Linked DNA regions of Homo sapiens: region 2 is linked to region 1. A link is an interaction called in ENCODE POLR2A ChIA-PET data of the cell type or tissue named here. Cell type or tissue: MCF 10A. All regions are shown on one strand. Each heading gives the region's core, and the rest is flanking DNA. Links, peaks and the distances in the headings are about the cores only.

Evidence for each region. ChIA-PET counts read pairs that join two places held together with the same protein. Peaks named below come from ENCODE experiments on the same cell type or tissue, not always from the same donor. Only the 100,000 strongest peaks of a DNase experiment are listed, where the experiment ranks them.
Region 2: POLR2A ChIA-PET joins it to region 1 with 5 read pairs; 6 of 35 experiments call an interaction of 5 or more read pairs at or near these places.

What each region holds. Positions count from the first base shown.
Region 1 is chr2:9,589,137-9,600,443 of GRCh38, reverse strand. It overlaps YWHAQ (tyrosine 3-monooxygenase/tryptophan 5-monooxygenase activation protein theta), which reads left to right. Exons shown (of 6, transcript NM_006826.4): 3 at 8,929-9,052. Among named protein-coding and RNA genes, the nearest start is that of YWHAQ, 36 kb to the left of the region's middle. In MCF 10A, for the core only: no CTCF peak of the experiment used is centred there; DNase peaks (open chromatin) are centred at 5,023 and 5,553.
Region 2 is chr2:9,671,053-9,682,359 of GRCh38, reverse strand. All of the region lies in intron 3 of LOC105373418 (a long non-coding RNA gene), which reads right to left. Among named protein-coding and RNA genes, the nearest start is that of YWHAQ, 46 kb to the right of the region's middle. In MCF 10A, for the core only: no CTCF peak of the experiment used is centred there; a DNase peak (open chromatin) is centred at 6,779.

The DNA.
Region 1 (11,307 bases), core at 2,199-10,198:
TGAGTCACCACACCCGGCCCTCAAACGATTTTTCTATAGCATGTGATGCTGTTTGATGCCATCTCAGCTAGAATAGAATTTCTTTCAAAATCAGAGGCAATCCTCTCAAACCCTGCCACTGCTCTATCAACTAAGTTTATGCAGTGTTTTCAGTCCTTTGTTGTCATTTCAACGGTGTTAATGGCATCTTCACCAGAAGTAGATCCTTCTCAAGAAACCACTTTCTTTGCTCATCCATGAGAAGCAAGTTCTCATCTGTTCAAGTTTTAACATGAGTTTGCAGCAATTCAGTCACATCTTCAGGCTCCATTTCTAATTCTAGTATTTCTCTTCCTGTTTCTACCACATCTGCAGGTGGAAGATTTCCACTGAAATCTTAAAAGTCCTCAAAGTCATTCATGAGAGTAGAAATCAGCTTCTTCCAAACTGTTGTTAATGTTAATATTTTGACTTCTTCCCATGAATCACAAATCTTCTTAATGGCATCTAGAATGGTGAATCCTTTCTAGGTGGTTTTCAATTTATTTTCCCAGATCTGTCAGAAGAACCACTGTCTATGACAGCTATGGCCTTACGAAATGTATTTCTTAAATAATTCCACTTGAAAGTTGAAATTACTCCTTGATCTATGGGCTGCAGAATGGATGTTGTTTTATGTGAGCAGGCATGAAAACAGCATTAATCTTGTACATCTCCCTCAGAGCTCTTTGGTAAACAGGTGCTGCATTGTCAATGAGCAATTATAATTTGAAAGGAATCTTTTTTTTCTGAGCAGTAGGTCTCAACAATGGACTTAAAATATTCAGTGAAGCATTTTGTAAACAGATGCCGTCATCCAGGCTTGGTTGGTTGTTCCATTTGTAGAGTGCAGGCAGAGTAGATTTAGCATAATTCTTAAGGACCCTAGGATTTTTGGAATGCTAAATGAGCATTGGCTTCATCTTAAAGTCACCAGCTGCAATTAGCTCTGAAGAGTCAGCCTTCCTTTAAAGCCAGATACTGACCTCCTATGAAAGTACTTGATGGCATCTTCTGGTATGAGGCTGTTTCCTCTACATTGGAAATATGGTATTTTGTGTAGCCATCTTCATTCATCAGTGATATTAGCTAGATCTTCTGGATAACTTACTGCAGCTCTACATTCGCACTTGTACCTTCAGCTTGTACTTTTATGTTCTGGAGGTGACTTCTTTCGGTCAACCTCATGAATCAACCTCTCCTAGCTTCAAATTTTTCTTATGCAGCTTCCTTACTTCTCTCAGCCTTCACTGAATTGAAGAGAATTAAGGCCTTGCTCTGGATTAGGCTTTGATTTAAAGGAATGTTGTGGCTGGCCTCAGCTTCTATTCAGACCACATAAAGTTTTCTCCATATCATCAATAAGTCTGTTTTGCTTTCTTATCATTTGTGTGTTCACTGGGGTAGCACTTTTAATTTCCTTCAAGAGCTCTTTCTTTGCACTTACGACATTGCTGTTTGGTACAAGAGGCCCAGCTTTAGCTTGTCTTGGCTTTCGACATGCCTTCCTCACTAAGTTTAATTATTTCTAGCTTTTGTAAGTAAGAGACATGTAACTCATCTTTTCACTTGAACACTTAATTAAAGGCCATTGTAGGGTTATTAATTGGTCTAATTTTAATATTTTTGTGTCTCAGGGAATAGGTAAGCCAGAGGAGACAGAAGAGATTGGGAGCACCCCATTGTTGGAGCAGTCAGAACAGACACAGCATATATCGATTAAGTTTACCATCTTGTGTGGGCATGCATTCTGGTACCCCAAAACAATTACAGTAGTAACGTTAATGACCACCGATCACAGATTGCCATAGCAGATAAAATAATCATAAAAAGTTTGAAATATTGGGAGAATTACCAAAATGTGCCACAGAGACATGAAGTTGAGCACACGCTGGTGGAAATTGGCTCTGATAGACATGCTTGATTCAGTGTTGCTACAAACCTTCAATTGGTTAAAACAACAAAAACACACCACAGTATCTGCAAAAGAGCAGTAGAGCAAAAGACAATAAAATGAGATCTGTCTGCTAGGACAGTGGGCTTAAACTGGAATGGTCCTGGGCAGCCAGGTCACATGGTCACTTTACTACTCCAGTATACCTCATTGTTAAAATGTGGTTGTAGAGGTTTGGAATTTGGTATAGGATTAAATGAAAAGTTTTAACCTTGTGGATACAAGGATGTAAGGATCTGATTAGGCTTTGCAACTTGAGTTTGACTGATGTCTTCTGTGTGGTGTCCGCTAAATCCCACAGCATATAGGATCAGTCGCATTGGTTATAAGGTTTGCTTCTGGCTGGGTGCGGTGGCTCATGCCTGTAATCCCAACATTGGGAGGCCAAGGCAGGCGGACCACCTGAAGTCGGGAGTTTGAGACCAGCCTGACCAACATGGAGAAACCTTGTCTCTACTAAAAAAAAAAAAAAAAAAAAAAAAAAAATAGCCCGGCATGGTGGTGCATGCCTGTAGTCCCAGTTACTCGGGAGGCTGAGGCAGGAGAATTGCTTGAACCTGGGAGGCAGAGGTTGCGGTGAGCCGAGATCATGCCATTGCACTCCAGCCTGGGCGAGATCGCACCATTGCACTCCAGCCTGGGCAACAAGAGTGAAACTCTGTCTCAATAAAAAAAAAAAAAAGGTTTGCTTCTATCTCTGAAAATTTTTACTTCATTCCATACTTCATTTTTTTGAAAATGAACTTAACATGGGCACCAGAATGGGGTTGATTCATCATTCTTGGATTCTAAGTCTTAACAATTTTTTTTTCTTTTTCTTTTTTTTTTTTTTTTTTTGAGACGGAGTTTCGCTCTTTTGCCCAGGCAGGTGATCTTGTCTCACTGCAACCCTCTGCCTTTCAGTTTCAAGCGATTCTCCTGCCTCAGCCTCCCGAGTAGCTGGGATTACAGGTGCCTGCCACCACGCCTGGCTAATTTTTGTATTTTTAGTAGCGACGGGGTTTCACCGTGTTGGCCAGGGTGGTCTCGAACTCCTGACCTCGTGATCCGCCCACCCCGGCCTCCCAAAGTGCTGGCATTATAGGCGTGAGCCACTGTGTCTGCCCCAACAATTCTTAGAGTAACATTTAAAAATAACACAAGGACACTTGACTGTTTAATGCATTCATTTTATTAATGATCGAAAATATTTCCATAGATGAATTGATGTTATATGATCAACTTGGATTAAGTCTTAGGTGATTCACTGCCTCCTTGGTTAAGGCAACAAATCCTTTATGAGATTTAATTCTAACAGGTATAGTCATAAAATGGTAGTTTCTGAGACCAGAGACCTTTAGATCATAATAGTCTCATCACATAGTTACAGAGACAGACACTTGAGAAGGTGTGATTTCCTACAAGATTATAGAGCTAACGATAGTATAAAAGTTCCACAAATTACAATCTAATTTCTAAAACTCATATATTCTGACACATAACACAGAGTTACTCTGTCCCTTTTTTGTTTTACTGATTAAATCTCTAAGCTGGGCACCGTGGCTCAGGCCTGTAATCCTAGCACTTTGGGAGACTGAAGAGGGCGGATCCCTTGAGGTCAGGAGTTCGAGACCAGCCATGGTGAAACCCTATCCCAGTTACTTGGGGAGGCTGAGGCCAAAGAATCGCTTGAACCGGGAGGCGAAGGATGCAGGTGAGCTGAGATTGAGCCACTGCGCTTCAGTCTGGGTTGGCAGAGTGAGACTCGGTCTCAAGGGGGAAAAAAAAAATCTCTAGCTTAGATTTGGCTTTATCTTTCTTAGAAATGCTCCATTTTAGGGTCTATTAATATGCTGGTTAACTGATAATATAGAAATAATGACTGATATGTGTATCCTAAAGTTAGAGATTCAGCATGTTAATAGTGTGTTTGCTAATGAACCTCAGTAAACTATTAGGAAAATGAAACTTCTTAGAACATTTTTTTGCTTCCTGTTATTTTGCGTGTATTTTAAGGCTTTTCATAACAGTTACCTACTCTTTCTTCAATAGAGTAGCTTATTTACTCTGTAAAATGGAAATCGCTTATAAATGAATTTAGAATTAAAAGATTAATTTGTTGAGTGTTACAGAATTTTGCCACTGAAACCAAATAAATTATTTTGAAAAAGTGGTTGAAGTGACGGTAGGATTGTTTTATACAATAGTTAACTCTTGAAGATCGTATGGGGGTTTTGTTGTTCTTCTGGAAGCCTTTTTTTCCTAAGATATGGGGGTGGGGGAAAGGAGGAATAGTTACTGTTCTAAATTTGCATTAATATTATTTCTCAACAGTTTCATTTCTTATATTATTCTTTATAGCTTTTGTGTTATAGTCTATTGTTCCCATCCTATTTTTCTAAGATTAAACTTATTCTGAGTTCCTTTAGCATTTCCTAAAGCAACCTCTATAATAACTTACATTCTTTCCTTTCACTTTCCTTGTTTCTTTGGTCTAGAGTGTTCCAAATTACTAGTTCATCTTTTATTGTGGGTAGTACATTGACCTCTTAGTTTTCAAATTCTCAAAAAGGAACACACTACCATCCACATTTTACCCTCAGTCAAGTAACACTGTCAGCACCAGAGGGACCTTCAGTCTTAGCCCACCAAAACTCCCAAGATAATAAAATTTGCTAACGAGTTTACAAGGGGGAGCTCCTGCTTAATTGATAAGAATAACGTACAGAAGAAATCAGTGGGGGAACATCTAACTATACTCCCGTCTGGTGACTTTTTTTTTTTTTTTTTTTTTGAGATGGAATTTTGCTCTTGTTGCCCAGGCTGGAGTGCAATATCTCAGCTCACTGGAACTTCTGCCTCCTGGGTTCAAGCAGTTCTCCTGTGTCAGCCTCCCAAATAGCTGGGATTACAGGCATGTGTCACCATACCCGGCTAATTTTGTATTTTTAGTAGAAATGGGGTTTCACCGTGGTGGTCAGGCTGGTCTTGAACTCCTGACCTCAAGTGATCCACCCATCTCGGCCTCCCAAAGTGCTGGGATAACAGGCATGAGTCACGGCACCTGGCCCTCGCTCCTGACTTCTGGGAAAGACTTTCAGGGAGTTATGTGTCAGTTTGGGGTTTTTGGTCTCTGATCCGTGTTTTTTACAATAATTTTAAAATATTATACATTTATAGGCTATATTCTATCTGGCATTAATAATATTTGGTATTGATAATACAGATACAGACTTGATTATTTGGGAAAGACATGAAGCAGACTCCATTATGTCTTTTAGTTGAGCTAAAGTATACATCTTTACTACTGATAGTATATGGAAAGACGGAACTATTCTGTACCTGTTGTTTCCTTCACAGAGAGCTAGTGGCATCTGACAAAGAACCATGATACCTGGCTGAAACTCCAGGATGGAAGTAATGCCCAAGTCACTTTGTAAAAGCCCAACACTGTAAATCATACGTAATGGTTATATGCAAACTAGTAGTCAAAGTTAATAATTTTAGAAAGAAGAGGTTAGCTCATAAGTGGCTGTGTTGTAATGAATGCAGTAGCTGTTTGGCAGCTTTCTGAATCCTTGGAAGGCCCTTTGTCCACAGTCCTTGAGAACACCCACACATCTAGCATGAGTGACTCAGGAGAGACTAGTGCTAGAATGGAAATTTCTCTCTTCCCTACTCCTCACCCTAAGCCATTGTTCTAGTCAGACTTTTCTCAGCCCCTGCTCTTACAAATCTACCACAGTTAACAGAGCACTAGGTCTTAAAGGTACTGAGTAGCTTTTTTTGTGACCATAAATAATATCTTCACCAGAGCTGGCATCTTTTTGGAGATCCTGTGGAATTTCATTGTAACTGACTGACTCACTTGGAGGAACAAGAAAAGTGAGAGGCATCTTACTTTACATTAGAGTTCCTTGGTGTGGGTACAGGCAGAGGTGGTATTTCTCTCGGTATAAATACTATGTTTGCCTTCTTTGATACTACTTCTCAGAATCCACTCATTTAAAGATACCAATGACTGAGTCAGTTTGAGATCTAGAACTTTTTTTGTGACTATCTCACTATTGCCTCCTACCCTCCTCCTTCCACCACAACCCTAAATTCAGTTCATAAAAATAGTTTTTAAATTGAAAGTCATCCATAATACATGAAAATGGTAATAGAGGAAAAAGTTAAAGTAATATAATTTTTTAAGATTCGAGTGTCTCAGTTTATTAAAAAACTATTAAAATTATATTGGTGATGTTGAGCACAATAAATTCTGAAAAACTGATTTGTCTGTTGTTTTTACAGTTAAGAGTGTAGTGATACTGGAGCAGCACTTGTCACAGTTGCCTTTAATTTGGGTGTGGCCCTAATGACCTCTTTTGCCACACTCCTGGCTCAGCAACTTTCCAACTTGAGCCACAATTTTGATACTCATGACTTCTATAATGCATAAACTTCTGAGACTTCGATACATAATTTTATACTAATTTTTTGTGCGTGCGTGTGTGTGTGTGTGTGTGTGTGTTTTAACTTCCTCTGGCCTCAGGCCCTTAAAAAAGTGTGTGTGTGTGTGTGTGTATATATATATATATATATTTTTTTTAATCTATTTAAAATATTTTTTCAATTAAAGGATTTTTAATGTTTTTCTGGTTTTTTTCTTTTAGAGACAGACAGGATCTCTTTTGCTCTGTCTCCCAGGCTGGAATGCAGTGGCACGATCATGGCTCACTGCAGCCTCCACCCCCGGGGTTTAAGCCTTCCTTCTGCCTCAGCCTTCCAAGTAGCTGGGATTACAGGTGTATGCCACCACACCTAATTTTTTTAAAATTCTTTGTAGAGACAGGGTCCCATTATGTTGCCCAGGCTGGTCTCAAACTCCTGGGCTCTCAGGCAATCCTCTTGCCTCTGCCTCTACTTCCCAGAGTGCTTGGATGGTAGGTGTGAGCTGTTGTACGCAGCCTCTGTTTATTTTCTTTAAAAATAACTTATGGGCCAGGCGCAGTGGCTCACGCCTGTAATCCCAGTACTTTGGGAGGCCGAGGTGGGCAGATCACTTGAGGTCAGGAGTTTGAGACCAGCCTGGTCAACATGGTGAAACCCTGTCTCTACTAAAAATACAAAAGTAAGCTGGGCGTGGTGGTGTGCGCCTGTAGTCCCAGCTGCTCGGGAGGCTGAGGCAGGAGAATCATTTGAGAATCACCACTGCACTCTAGCCTGGGCAACAGAGTGAGACTTTGTCTCAAAAAAAAAAAAAAAAAAAAAGACATGGATGCAGTGATTGCATTTTGTTAGACCACTTTTAGTCAGATAAACAAGAAGAAAGTTCTTGGTTAGAATTGTATATTTTTAAATTTATAAACAGCCTTCCTTTTCTTTAGCAGTTATGTGAATTTGACTCAACCTTACTTGTTAATTCTCCAGACTTGCCAACTTGGTATCATGGATGGTATTTTATATAATATTAACTGAGCGTATCTGTGGTTATTTTTCCAAAATGTAAAAAGGATCTTCTCTCTTCCCTGCTTTAAAACGTTCACTAGTTTCACTTTTCCTAGAGCAGTGCTTTTCAAACTGTGTACCTAGGCTGATACTAGCTAACATTTACTGAGTACTTAACATGTGACACTATTCCAGGCTTTGACATCTGTTACTGGTTTTATTCTCAAAACAAACCAATGAAGTAGGTATTAGTATCTTAACATTTTTATGAGAATTTCATTTTGCTTTGTAATATTTAATACAAAAAAGCTTTTTTTGTTTTTGTTTTTGTTTTTTGAGATGGAGTCCACACTGTCACCCGGGCTGCAGTGCAGTAGCATGATCTCGGCTCACTGCAACCTCCACCTCCCAGGTTCAAGCAATTCTCCTGCCTCAGCCTCCTGAGTAGCTGGGATTACAGGTGCCCACCATCACGCTTGGCTAATTTTTTGTATTTTTAGTAGAGACGGGGTTTCATTATGTTGGCCAGGCTGGTCTCGAACTCCTGACCTTGTTATCTGCCCGCCTTGGCATCCTAAAGTGCTGGGATTACAGCCGTGAGCCACCGCGCCCGGCCCTAAAAAGGTTTTTAAATGGATGACCTAGCATCAAGAAAAATGGAATCTAAGAAGATTTCTATCATATTTGTCTTTTGTGACTTTTTATACTCCAAGGCATAGCATACCATGTACTAGAAGTGAAAATTTCTTTGTATGAAATTAGGGACAAAAGACATACTCAAGAACTTTTTTAAAAAAATAATTAGATTTCGTAGACCTAAAATTATTCTTTTAAATTGCTGTGCAAGTTTCTAAACCTCTTACTCTCGATTCCTGTATTTACCTCATTTTAGATGGATACTTGAATGCAAAGGGCACTGAGTAGCACTATTCTCCCTCGTACTTGATGTTTTAAACATTTTGTTTCCCGTCCCTAAAATGAGTGCACATCCCTGTTTTCTGTTTGGTGCATTTCTACTTTTCCTTCTTCATGCCTCAAATACTCTTTCCCTGGGAAGCCTGTCTTAACTGGAGGCCATCTCCAGCAGAGCTACTCCATCTGTGTGCTTCCTTAGCACCGTATTCACATCTTTCTTAGTTCTTGGTATGTAGTTGGTGTACTTACAGACGGTGAGCTTCTTGAGGGCAGGGGCCTGATTTTAAGTCTTCTCTATATCCGTTATAGCACCTAGCAGGTATGAGTAAATGTTGAATGAATGGATGAGTGAACAGATAGGCTGTTTCAAATTACAATGTTTGGTGTAATCTAGAATCTAGCCTTACCATTAGAAACTATAGGCTACATCATTTAAAGCCTCCCAGGGCAACTAGTGGCAACAACCTAACCCCTGCTCTAAGAACATGCTTCAAGTCCAGGCTGGTATGGTATAGTATTACTGTAGTAGTAAATGATTGAAATGCCCGCTAGGCAGAAGTTTTATCATTTAATGATAATGCACAGTAGGCAGAAGTTTAGTGCCTAATGTTCTGTCTTATTTATTTCAGGAATTGTTGGATAAATATTTAATAGCCAATGCAACTAATCCAGAGAGTAAGGTCTTCTATCTGAAAATGAAGGGTGATTACTTCCGGTACCTTGCTGAAGTTGCGTGTGGTGATGATCGAAAACGTAAGTTTATTTGTTATATGGGCAAAAGTAGAATATAAAAAAAAGAAATGGGGATAAATGGGACACTATGACAGTATACGTAGTCTTCAGGCTCTTTGTGACTTAATAATTGAATGTATGTCAAGAAAATTAGTATTACCTTATGTTCTCAAAAATGAAAATTGGATTATAAATTTACATCACATGCTCTTTAAAAAAATTAAGCTCATCTGTGAACTCTGTAATCTCATATGGTATTATTTAAAACAGGATTAATCTTTTATGCTTTTTAGAATTTTGGTTCACCATATTTTTAGCTCCAGAGTTTTTTGTGTAAACTTTATGAGTGATTCTGCATTTCACATGGCCTTTCTATTATGCCTTAAAACTTCAGATCACTGGAAATTACATACAGAACGTGGAAACAGGTTGTTGTGCTTTTGCTGTTTGTCATATTCATTATCGTCTATTTTAAGGGGTCATAACATTGACTGCTAATTACATATAATCAGATTTCTGAGGAGAGGTGAAATGAGTGTGTTATTGCTGGTGTATAACTTGCTCCAACTTCACAGTAAGTTTGAATGACTCATGGTTAGGTTTTACTTGAGAAGGTTGAATATACAGGAACTGTTGATTAATCAAGTAGTGGTCATAAAAATAGATTTTAGTATTAAATACCTTTTTTTTTTAACCTAGACTATCATAGAAAACATGGATATGAGAAAAAGTGACCGAATTGCCTAACTTGATAATAAAAAAGTGAAGTGAATTTATTTGCAGTGAATGTCTCTTGGGATACTGGCAGCTGAATATAAGATAGATCTCATTAAATTTAGTGTATGTGCTTGCTACCAGATTTATCAAGTTCTAGGTATTAGAAGTGTCAGTCCTTATTTTTTCCAGTAAGTTTGTTGTTTTGTTCTTAATTTTGCCCTGTCTACAAAGATATACCCCTACAAATAGTTACTATGATCTGAAAATGAGAGTTTTGCCATCCTAAATATCAGTGTAACTGAATATATAAAGAGAACTTGTACCTGAGAAACTGTTATACCTTGCTATAACAAAATCTATATACTAAACTTACTTATTCTGTTACTGATGTGTAATTTCTGTTGCCATGAAGGTAAGCAGAATTGGACATGATACGGGCACGGAACTGTACATTTAAGTATCAGAAAGCCAAAGAGAAGTATTTGGGAGATTGAGACATAGCTGTAGCTTTAACCTGATTTAACCCTTAGGAGCTCATTGGCACTTTCAGGTCTCACACGTAGTCCTGTGTACATTCTGATAGGCTGCGATTCATAGATAGGCTGTCTTTATAGCCTAATTGCTGAGACACTGGTGCTTCCTAATTTGCCAAGCTGCAAGAACTTCTTATTGCATGTGGGCTGTACCAGTCAGGGATTAGATCAATAAATGTGCCATTTCAGAGGAAAGAAAATGAACATAATTCAGGTCATAAAGGGATAGCTTAATTCTCTTACGTCAGTATCTCTAAAGCTGTAATAGGCCAGTGGCCTCATACAGAAAACTACCCTTTTCAAAACATGGGTATAATCAGATTAGTGTTGGTAATACTGAACATTTTTTGAAGGGGGAGTAACATTTTAATTAGGCTAGTAATCAAACTCTGGTCAGAGCAGATTTTGTCCTATTTATTGAAACTTTTATATTGCCTTTCAAATAATACCACTTGATACTAAGAATCAGTATTTCTGCAAATCAGAAAAATAGAGATTTTGGTGTTGATGATCTTTGTAAAGTTTACATTATTTAGGGAAAGGGTATTCCAGTCAAATTATTATTATTATTATTAATTTTGAATGGAGTTTTGCTCTTGTTGCCCAGGTTGAAGTGCAATGGCGCGATCTTGGCTCACCGTAAGCTCCGCCTCCCGGGTTCAAGTGAGGCTTGTGCCTAGCCTCCCAAGTAGCTGGGATTACAGGCATGCATCACCACTCCCATCTAATTTTTGTATTATTAGTAGAGACGGGGTTTCTCCATGTTGGTAAGGCTGGTCTTGTACCTCCAACCTCAGGTGATCTGCCTGCCTCAGCCTCCCAAAGTGTTAGGATTACAGGCGTGAGCCACTGTAAATTATTCCAGTCAAATTATTTTTAATTGCTGCATTTCCAAGTAATAGAATTAAAAGACATAAAATAAGAAAATAGTTTTAGCCTAGGTATGGAAAAAAGTCTGATTTACTATAATATCTCATGTTTTTTTTCCATTAAGCTGTTTATATGTAAGCAACATTCTAAACTGGT
Region 2 (11,307 bases), core at 1,836-9,835, 82 kb before region 1:
GGTGACAGAGTGAGACCCTGTCTCAAAACAATAATAAATAAATAAATAAATCTTACTATAAGATATTTCATAACCCTTGGAAACAAGGAAGTGGAGCTGTATATCCTCACGTGGAACTTTTTCTAAGTCAAATTTAATATGTAAAAGTAAAAATTTAAACAAGCAAGTAATGGGACAATAGTATTTTATGTACTATGACATCACATTTGTGTTTGTGTTTGTGTATGTGTATGTGTGTGATGTATAACATACTGTTAGTAATTTCTTTTGGGGAGCTTCAAGGTTTTGTTGTTTTGTTTTTTGGGTTTTTTTGAGACAGAATCTTGCTGTCGCCCAGGCTGGAGTGCAATGGCGCGATCTCGGTTCACTGCAACCTCCACTTCCCAGGTTCAAGCGATTCTCCTCCTCAGCCTCCCGAGTAGCTGGGATTACAGGCACCACGCCTGTGCCACCACACCTGGCTAATTTTTGTATTTTTAGTAGGGGCGGGGTTTCACCATGTTGGTGAGGCTGGTCTCCAACTCCTGACCTCAGGTGATCCTCCCGCCTTGGCCTCCCAGAGTGCTGGGATTACAGTCGTGAGCCACCGTGCCCGGCCTCAAGTTTTTACTTTATATGTCTGTATCCATCTACTAGAATAATGTATTCATATGTTGTTTCATTCAATGACTCAACAATTTTTAAAAATGAAACAAAGAGAGAGGAAAGAGCCCATTCTCTCAGCTTAATGGCTCCTTCCTTCAGGCCTGGGCCCATGGCAGGCAGAGGAGGAAGCCATCACCACATTTGTTTCCTGGGGAGGGACTGGGGAGGGAGTGTGGGCACTGAACCGGTCTCTGAGGAGTGTGGCTTGGGGAGCCTTGAAGAGATCAGGCAAATGCACACGTTCTGCCGCCAAGGCTTTTACCAAACAGCCCAGTTTTCTCCCTAGGTGGGAGCAGAAGAAGAAGGGAATGCTTTTACTTCTTTTTGTTTATATTTGTAGCAATCTGCAATAAAGGAGGTGAAATAACTGCTTTTTTTTTTTTTTTGAGACAGCTTGCTCTGTCACCCAGCTTAGAGCACAGTGGTGCAATCACGGCTCACTGTAGCTGTGACATTGCAGGCTAAAGTATTCCTCACACCTCAGCCTCCTGCGTAGCTGGGACCATGGGCACGTGCCACCACGCGCAGCTAATTTTTTACACAACTTTTTGTAAAGACGGGTTCTCACTGTGTTGCCCAGGCTGGTCTCAAACTTCTGGGCTCAAGTGATCCTCCCACCTTGGCCTCCCAAAGTGCTGGGATTACAGGTGTGAGCCACCATGCCTGGCCTGAAGTAACTTCTACCTCAGGATGGCTGTGGTGGCTGAGGGTAGGCTGGGAAGGGCTGGGCCTGAACTACTGTCTGTGGGAGAAAGGTCTTGGGGGCAGGCCTGTGGCTGGAAGGAATTATAGTGCAGCAGATGGAGCTGAGGCCTGCAGGAGCCTCAGGGAGAGAGGGTTGAACTGCTGGCCCTCCTCCTTCAAGGTTAGGAGATCTCAGGCAACTGGCTTCCTCTCCCTGACTCTTGGCTTCCTGGTTTGTAAAAGGGGATATAACACAACTCGCAAAATATTGTTGGTGAACAGTAAAGGAAATAATGTGCAGGGGATCAAGCAGAGTCTAGCACATAGCACTCATTCAATGGGAGTATGATCCTAAGAATAAGTGTTAATCAGGCAAAATGTAGGGGAAGATGCTATGGACTGAACGCCTGTGTCCCCCCAAAAATCCATATGTTGAAAACTGTTCTGTGGCAGGCAGATCTATGCAAACCTACCCCTAAAGGCAAGGGGAGCTGAGAGGCCAAAGAAAGAGGCTGACAAAATCCAGTTTCTCAGAAAGAAACATCTAATAGAGGCTTAGGAACAGAAGGCATGTCTTGGGCAAGATGGTGGATCTCCAAGTCCTTATCATCTCCCAGACCCAGGGCCTATGTACCATAAAGAAAGGATATATGTGCTTCAGAAAGAGTTTGCCTGTGTGGAGGATTTACAGTAAACAGTAGATAAAGCAGAAATCTTAGAGGCATTCCTGGAACTGGAATTAATCAGAAGTCAACATGGCAGACTAGCATCCAAGATGGAGTTGCTTCAGCGCCTACAAAACCTAATCTCCAATGTGATGGCATTAGGTGGAGAGTCCTATGGGAGATGATTAGGTCATGAGGGCAGAACCCTCAAGAATGAGATTAATGCCCTTATAAAAGAGGCCCCAGAGAGGTGCCTTCCCCTTTCTACCATGTGAGGACACGTCTATGAATCAGAAAGCAGGTCCTCACCAAACACCAAATCTACCTTGACCTTGGACTTCCCAGACCCCAGATCTGTGAGAAATGAATTTCTGTTGTGTATAAGCCACCCAGTTAATGGCCTTGTATTACAGCAGATAATACAGCAGATAGACTAAGACAGAAGGGTCCCACTGGGGTACTGTCACTGACATGCCACTTTGCGGGAGGCCAGCAAGAAGAGTGGCAGGGACTGGGGCTCCAGGAACAAGTGTGTGGTTCAGACACAGAATTATAGCACCTGTGGAGGTGGAAAGGTGAGAGCTGGAGTGTCCCAGAGCATGAGGCAGGTCAGCAGGAAAGAGCCCAGGCCCAGGCCCAGGAAATGAGGCAGGGTCCTATGACCCAAGCAAGAGAACTCGGCAGGCAGCCTATCGTGGGCTTGTGGCAGGCAGGGCTGGACAGACCTGTGCAGGCACCCACATGTTCTCTCAGCCTGAAGGCAGGAATGCTGCCCCTCTTCCCCAAGTTCCATGCACTCAGTCCAGGGCCTGAAGGAATGGATGAAGGACCCCACGAGGTTGCAGTCCCACCACATGCTACAGCCAGGGTGTTGGGCACAACTTTTAGGACTCTTTCAGCCTCGGATCTGATGGGTCCTATGGACTGGGCTGGGCTGTGCCTCCTGTCATGTGCAGTGTCTTAGTCTGTTCCAGCTGCTATAACAAAATATCATAGGCTTGTAAACAATAGAAATTTTGTCCTCACAGTTCTAGAACCTGGGAAGTCCAAGATTAAGGTGCTGGTAGACTCAGTGCCTGGAGAGGACCCACTTCCTGGTTCATAGACAGCTATCTTCTCATTGTGTTCTCACATGGTGGAAGGGGCAAGGCAGCTCTCTGGGGTCTCTTCTCTAAGGGCACTAATCACATCGTGAGGGTGTGGTCTCATGATGTAATCACCTACTAAAGGCCCCACCTCCAAGTACCATCATTTCAGCAGTTAGATTTCAACATATGAATTTTGGGGGAAACACAGACTTTCAGGCCATAGATGGAGGAAGGCCTGGAAGCAGGCACTGGGATGGGCTTGGTTTTCAGGGTGTCTTACGTCTGCGTGGGCCTGAGACATGGGAGCTGGGCTTTGAGGCATGGGTGTGATATGGTCTGACTCTGTATCCCCACCCAAATCTCATCTTGAATTGTAATCCTAATTGTAATCTCCACATATTGGGGGAGGTGATTAGATCATAGGGCGGTCCCCCCGTGCTGTCCTCGTGACAGTGAATGAGTTTTCATAAGATCTGAGGTTTTATAGGGGGCTTTTCTCGCTTTTGCTCTGCACTTCTCTCTCCTGCCGCCATGTGAAGGAGGACGTGTTTGCTTCCCCTTTCCTCGTGATTGTAAATTTCCTGAGGCCTTCGCAGCCATGTGAAACTGTGAGTCAATTAAACCTCGTTCCTTTATAAATTACCTAGTCTTGGGCATTCCTTACAACAGCATGAGAACGAACTAATACAGGTGGTGCTTGGCAGAACTCAAGAACTTAGTAGAATATCAGCCTACTGAGAAGTCCAAATCACAAATCCTGCTTTCAATTTCAGTGAGGAAGTAATATTACCTAACATAAAATAATAATAAAAATAATATGACTGTGTATATTCTAAAATATGGTACAATTAATGAGAGCTATAGGAATTTGTTTATTCTTTTATTTACTCGTATCTTTTAATGAGCGTATCTGCTCAGAAGCCAGGACAAGATTGTTAAATGTGACTACTAAATTTATATTTAAAACTTTTATGAGGCAAAAATAAATAAATAAGAAATAAGAAGAAATAATATACAACAAACTGGGGGGGAAGAGATTTTATACATATATATATATATATATATATATATATATATATGTATGTATGTATACAGGCTAATTTCATTAAAATCTAAAGGACCTAGGCAAATCAATATGAAAGCGAAAAATACCAAATAGGACAATGAGCAAAGGATATTGTAACTAAGTAGTTCACTGAAAAAGAAATACAAATGACCAATGATAACATTTTAAAAATACAACTTTTCTCAAATTAGTGCCAGTCAGAAGAGTGAATTGTATTCTTCAGACTAGTAAAAATTACAAAGGTGACTACATTGTGTTGGCAAGAGTTTCTGGAAAAAGACTCCTGCCCTGTGCTTGGAGTTTGATTTGTTGCCACCTTTTCGGAGACCTTTGACAAATTCTAAATGCCCTTTCTATGTCCTACCAATTTCATTTCTAGAAATTTGTCCTATACCCATGTACAAAAGCAAATAGGTGCATATAAAAAGAGATTATAACAGCCAGGTGCGGTGGCTCAGGCCTGTAATCCCAGCACTTTGGGAGGCTGAGGTGGGTGGATCACCTGAGGGCAGGAGTTTGAGACCAGCCTGGCCAACATGGTGAAACCCTGTCTCTACTAAAAATACAAAAATTAGCTAGGCGTGATGGCAGGCAGCTGTAATCAATCCCAGCTACTCGGGAGGCTGAGGCAGGAGAATTGTTTGAACCCGGGAGGTGAAGGTTGCAGTGAGCTGAGATAGAGCCACTGCACTCCAATCTGGGCAACAGAGTGAGACCCTGTCTCCAAAAAAAAAAAAAGAAAAAAAAAGAGAGATAGAGAGAGAGGGGATGCGGATACAGCACTGTCTAAAATAGAAAAAAAGCAATTTAAAATGTGAGATTGTTTAAATAGACTTTTCTAGACTTCTATTATGGTATATTATGCATCGATAGATTAATGTAGATCTATACATGTTGCCATGGAAAGTTTTAAAAGCTATATTGCTGGCCAGGCCAGGCATGGTGGCTCACACTTGTAATCCCAGCACTTTGGGAGGCCGAAGCAGGAGGATCACTTAAGGTCAGGAGTTCAAGACCAGCCTGGCCAACATGGTTAAACCCCATCTCTACTAAAAATACAAAAAATTAGAGAGGCATGGTGGTGGACAACTGTAATCCCAGCTACTCAGGAGGCTGAGGCAGGAGAATCGCTTGAACCCAGGAAGCAGAGGTTGCACTGTACCTCTGCACTCTAGCCTGGGCAACAGAGGGAGACTCCATCTCAAAAAAATAAAATAAAGCTCAATTGCTGGACAGGCATGGTGGCTCACCTATAATCCCAACTACTCAGGAGGCTGAGGTGGGAGGATCACTCAAAGCCAGGAGCTCAAGGCTATAGTGAGCTATGATTGCACCACTGCACTTCAGCCTGAGTGATAAAGCAAGACTCTGCCTCTTAAAAAAAAAAAAAAAGATACATTGCTAAAGTGAAAAGGGCAAGCATGGGACAGCGTGGCTTATATGGTCCTGTGCATATGCTTATGTGCTCGGTGCCTGAGTGCACATGTAGTATGGTCATTCAGGCGTAGTCAATATCTAGAAGACTGCTTTCCTCGTGTATGTGGATGCCTCTGAAGAATGAGATTGAGAAGTGGCAGGAAACTTTTATTCATTTTTTGCCTTAGACCCTTCTGCAATGTTGGAATTACTTTTAAACCAGTTTAAAATTGTTACTGAGCATCTAATCCATACCTAGTGTCGTGTTGTGCCCTGCAAGTACAAAGATAAAATTCACATTCACTGGCCTCCAGCAGACCCCACGTCACGAGGACAGAAGTGTAGAAGAATAGGTCAGGCACAACATGTTAAATGTGACAGTGCAAGCTCGGTTTTCAGGGACGGGAGGCAGGGTCCGGCACCACTTTTTGGAGGAGCTGATATGTGAGCTCTGAAGGCTCTACTGAGCCATTGAGGCAGAGGGCAGGTGGAGGACCCCAGGCTAAAAGAAGAACTGGCACCAGGGTGCAGAGCCCCACAAGCAGGTCGCTTGGGGGTCCCCAGGTAGTTTGCCATGGCTGACATGTGGTGACTGTGGGCATGCGGTGAGAGGCAGGTCTGTAGACAGGGGCAGAGCACATAGGGCTCTGGGGTCCTCCTGTCTTCCTGCAGGAGTGGGCAGTCATTTGTGGCTGCAGTCAAAGTGGTGGCTTCTTGGAAAAGAAGAAGCTTCTGGCAGCTTCTGGCACCTTCTAGGATTGTTTGTGCAGGATCTCAAATTCTCTCTCTTTCTTGGTTGGCTTTTAACAAATCTTCCTGTGATGGGGAGTGTGTGAACGGCTGGAGAGCAGAGGAGCTGGAAGCTGAGACCAGGTCATCTGAATCACTCCTTTGTAGAGGGTGCATGTTTTCCCGACAGACTCCTCTCTGTTGTAAGTGAAAATTGCTGAGGGAGTGCGCTCCTGGGTGTGCTATAACAATCCCCTCGGGGTCCTGGCTGTGAAGATGCACTGTGCTGCTTCTCACAGCTATCCGGGAAGCCAGAGCTGTGCAGTTTCCCAAGGCCCCGCCCTGCGACCTCCCCGCCATAGAGTAAGGATGGGGACAGAAGAGACAGCAACACGTTTGCAAATCTGTGATTCTTGTTTCTTAATTTCCGTCTGTGTTTATAACCAAGCTCACTGAAGGAATAGATCAAGGATGATGTCAGCAAGCCTGGGGAGTTTGACTACTTAGTCATCCTCAAGGAAATGGGGCATTTGGTTAATTGAATTCTGTGGCTCAGATTGAGTTACCACGGTGACAAAGGATAGATGTGCCAGAGCCGAAAGCATTGAGACATTAAAAGACTATACTTAACACTCCATGCTGGGGATTCAGTCTTTCTGGGAGAATTCAAAAGGAACCAAGTAGCTGGCAAAGCCTGATTCACTGTAATGGGCATCAGTTTCACTGCCCAAGATTTTGGAGGTAAGAGGTTCTGGAGTTTGGATCGAGTCAATGGCCTCAGGCAAGCATTGGCCCAAAACCCTTCACTGGCTCCTCAAATAGGATTAACGGGTTTAAGAAAAAAAATGTCCAGTTAAATTTGAATTTCAGATACACAATGAATACTCTTTTAGCATAAGTATGTTCATGCAAATATCCATTGTGTTTCTGAAATTTGAATTTAACTGAGCATTCTTTATTTGATCCCGCAACCCAATCCCAAAGTCTACAATTTAAAGCATCAGTTCTGGCATCCAGTTCGCCAGGGTTTAGCCCCTTCCTAACTTTTCCCTCCCAAAACTTCATTTCCCACTCCCTGTTCCCTTATTTGTACCAGTTTAGCGTCCACACAAATTCAACTACCTCCCACACAGCAGGTTGTCTTTTGCTTTCTTGCCCTTGGTTCTTTGCCAACTTGTTCCCCTTCACTTTCAATTCTAAGTGAGTGGGTACTATAACATCCTTGACCCCAGGAGGACAGAGCCTCTCTCCTTTTTAAATATCTTTAATATCTTCTTGAATGAGCTTCTGTCATTATAGAGGGCACTTACTGCTTGGTCTGCCTGACACCTCCTCCCTTCTGGGAAGCATGCCTTCTTGGGGGAACCGCTCCTCCTCTGACTCTAACCCTTTGATTTTAGCAGGAGCTTCCCAACTTGTTTTATTTATTTATTTATTTATTTTATTATACTTTAAGTTTTAGGGTACATGTGCACAACGTGCAGGTTAGTTACATATGTATACATGTGCCATGTTGGTGTGCTGCACCCAGTAACTCATCATTTAACATTAGGTATATCTCCAAATGCTATCCCTCCCCGCTCCACCCACCCTACAACAGGCCATGACTCTGCCCCTGGTCACAGATGACTGGCCCAGAGGTGGACACCTGATCCAAGCCAGGTCCTATTAGATCCTTCTCCAGGCATTCTTAATATCTCATTTTGTCTGGCACTCAGTTCAGATAACATCCCAATGCCTGTACTGGGCATTGAGCCAGAATCACCATTCTTATCCAAAACATAATCTTTTTATGTGTTAGGATCTATCTATAGTCTAAATTAGCATCTCACCTAAGGACACTCACCCCCGTGTGACTGTGGCGATAGAATAGAAGAGGCCACAATATAACAGGATAAGCCCTGGTCTGGGAGTCCAGAGAGAGACCTGAGCTCTAGTGGCAGCTCGGCCACTAAATTTCTGCAGGACTTATCATCCCAGCCGACTGCAAGCCCCGAGGGCAGGACCACCTCTTATCCTTCTCTCCAGCCTCAGCACGCACACTGGGTAGGTGTTAGATAAATGGTTGACAATGATGGTGATCATGGTGATGGCAACAATGACATGGCATGACTGCTGTTCCCTGGACCTCAGCTTTCTGGGTTTTTTTTTTTTTTTTTAGAGTTCTGTTGCCTATGCTGGAGTGCAATGGCATGATCATAGCTCACTGTAGCCTCACACTCCTGAGTAGTTACCACCTCCCGAGCAGTTACAACTACAGGTGTGCACCACCACACCTGGCTAATTTCTCTCTCTCTTTTTTTTTTTTTTTTTTTTTTTTTTTGGTAGAGATGGGTCTCACTATGTTGCCCAGGCCAGTCTCAAACTCCTGGCCTCAAGGGATCCTCCCACCTGAGCCCTTTCAAAGTGCTGGGATTACAGGTGTAAGCCACCACACCCAGCCTAAATGTTCTCAATAAAACCCCAAATTAAATACTTAATGTGGCTCTCTCTTTTTTTTTTTTTTTGAGACAGGGTCTCGTTCTGTCACCCAGGCTGGAGTGCAGTGGTGCAATCTCAGCTGACTGCAACCTCCGCCTTCTGGGTTCAAGCAATTCTCCTGGCTCAGCCCCTCAAGTAGTTGGAACTATAGGCATGAGCCACTATGTCTGGCTAATTTTCATATTTTTAGTAGAGACGAGGTTTCACCGTGTTGGCCAGACTGGTCTTGAACTCCTAACCTCAAGTGACCTACCTACCTCAGCCTCCCAAATTGCTGGGATTACAGGCGTGAGCCACCACACCTGGTCTGCTCTTCAAAAGAAAGACTGTCAGGAGAAAGAGAAGACAAGCCACAGGCTGGGAGAAAATGTCTGCATAAGGCACTTCTGATTAAAAACCGTTATCTAAAATATACAAAGAACTCTTAAAACTCAACAGTAAGAAAATGAACAACCCAACTAAATAATGGGAAAAAGACTCAAACAGGCTGGGCACAGTGGCTGATGCCTGTAATCCCAGCACTTTGGGAGGCCGAGGCAGGTGGATCACTTGAGGTCAGGAGTTCGAGACTAGCCTGGCCAAAATGGTGAAACCCTGTCTCTACTAAAAATACAAAAATTGGCCAGGCGTGGTGGTGGGTGTCTGTAGTCCCAGCTACTCAGGAGGCTGAGGCAGGAGAATTGCTTGAACCCAGGAGGTAGAGGTTGCAGTGAGTTGAGATGGCACCATTGCACTCCAGCCTGGACAACAGAGCAAGACTCCATCTCAAAAAAAAAAAAAACATACAGACCCCTCACCAAAGATGTACAGGTGGAAAAATAAGTGTATGAGAAGATGCTCGACATCATACATCCTTAGGGAATTACAAATTAAAACAACGAGATACCACTACACGCCTATTAGCACGGCCCAAATCCAAAACACTGGCAACACCAAATGCTGATGGGGATGTAGAGTAACAGGAACATGGGAGTGCAAACTGGTACAGCCACTTTGGAAAACAGTTTGGGTTTTTTTTACAAAACGAAACATACAATCACGCTACTTGGTAGTTACCCAAACAATTGAAAACTTATGTCCACCCAAAAACTTGCACAAGAATGTTTAGAGCAGGCTGGGCACGTGGCTCATGCATGTAATCCCAGCACTTTGGCAGGCCGAGGCGGGCGGATTGTTTGAGGCCAGGAGTTCGAGACCAGCCTGGCCAACATGGTGAAACCCCGTCTCTACTAAAAATACAAAAAATTAGCTGGGCATGGTGGCATATGCCTGTAATCCCAGCTACTCGGGAGGCTGAGGCAGGAGAGTCACTTGAACCTAGGAGATGGAAGTTGCAATGACCTGAGATCATGCCACTGCACTCCAGCCTGGGCGACAGAGTGAGACTCCCTCCGTCTCAAAAATAATAATAAAAGAATGTTTGGAGCAGATTTATTCATAGTTGCCAAAACTTGGAAACATCCCAGATGTCCTTTAATAGGTGAATGGATAAACTGTGGTATATCCACACAATGGAATATTATTCAGTGCTTTAAAAAAAAGAGCTATCAAGCTGCATGGAGGAAAATTAAATGCATATTACTAAGTGAATGAATCCAAGCTGAAAAGGCTACTTACGGTACAATTCCAACTATATGACATTCTGGAAAAGGCAAAACTATGCAGACAGTAAAAAGATCGGTGGTTGCCCGGGGTTTGAGGGAAGAAAGGGATGAATAGACGGAGCAAGGAGGATTTTTAGGACAGTGAAACTATTCTGTATGATGTCATAATGGTGGATACTGTCATTATACAGCTGCCAAAACACATACCCTAATGTAAGCTATGGACTGTGAGTGATAATAGGGTGTCAATATTGGTTCATCAATTGTAACAACCTCTTTGGTGCAGAATGTTGATGGTCTTTGCAGGAACAGGTATATGGGAACTCTCTGTACCTTCAGCTCAATTTTGCTGTGAGTCTAAACTGCTCTAAAAAATAAAAGTCTCTCTCTATAACAATATGTATACTTAATATGGAATTGATATGGGGTGGGGTTACAATTTTTTTTTTTTTTTTTTGAGACCTGTCTCGCTCCGTCTCCCAAGCTGGAGTGCCGTAGTGCAATCACAGCTCACTGCAGCCTTGACCTCCCGGGTTCAAGGGATCCTCCCACCTCAGCTTCTCAAGTAGCTGGGACCACAGGTGCCTGCCACCACGCCTGGCTAATTTTTTTTTTTTTAAAGACAGGATCTTGTTATGTTGCCCAGGCTTGTCTCAAACTCTTGGACTCAAGCAATCCTCCCACTTCAGTCTCTCAAAGTGCTGGAATTACAGGTGTGAACCATCACACCCGGCCGGGGCTACAATATTCTTAAAACAAGGTAGTCCAGGAATAGACTCTGCGTAATAATCATTTTTCGCCTTCCTGTTTACTAAATCTACATATTGTATAAACTTTTTTTTCTTTTTGAGACAGTCTTGCTCTGTCTCCCAGGCTGGAGTGCAGTGGCACGCTTGGCTCACTGCAAGCTCTGCCTCCCAGGTTCAAGC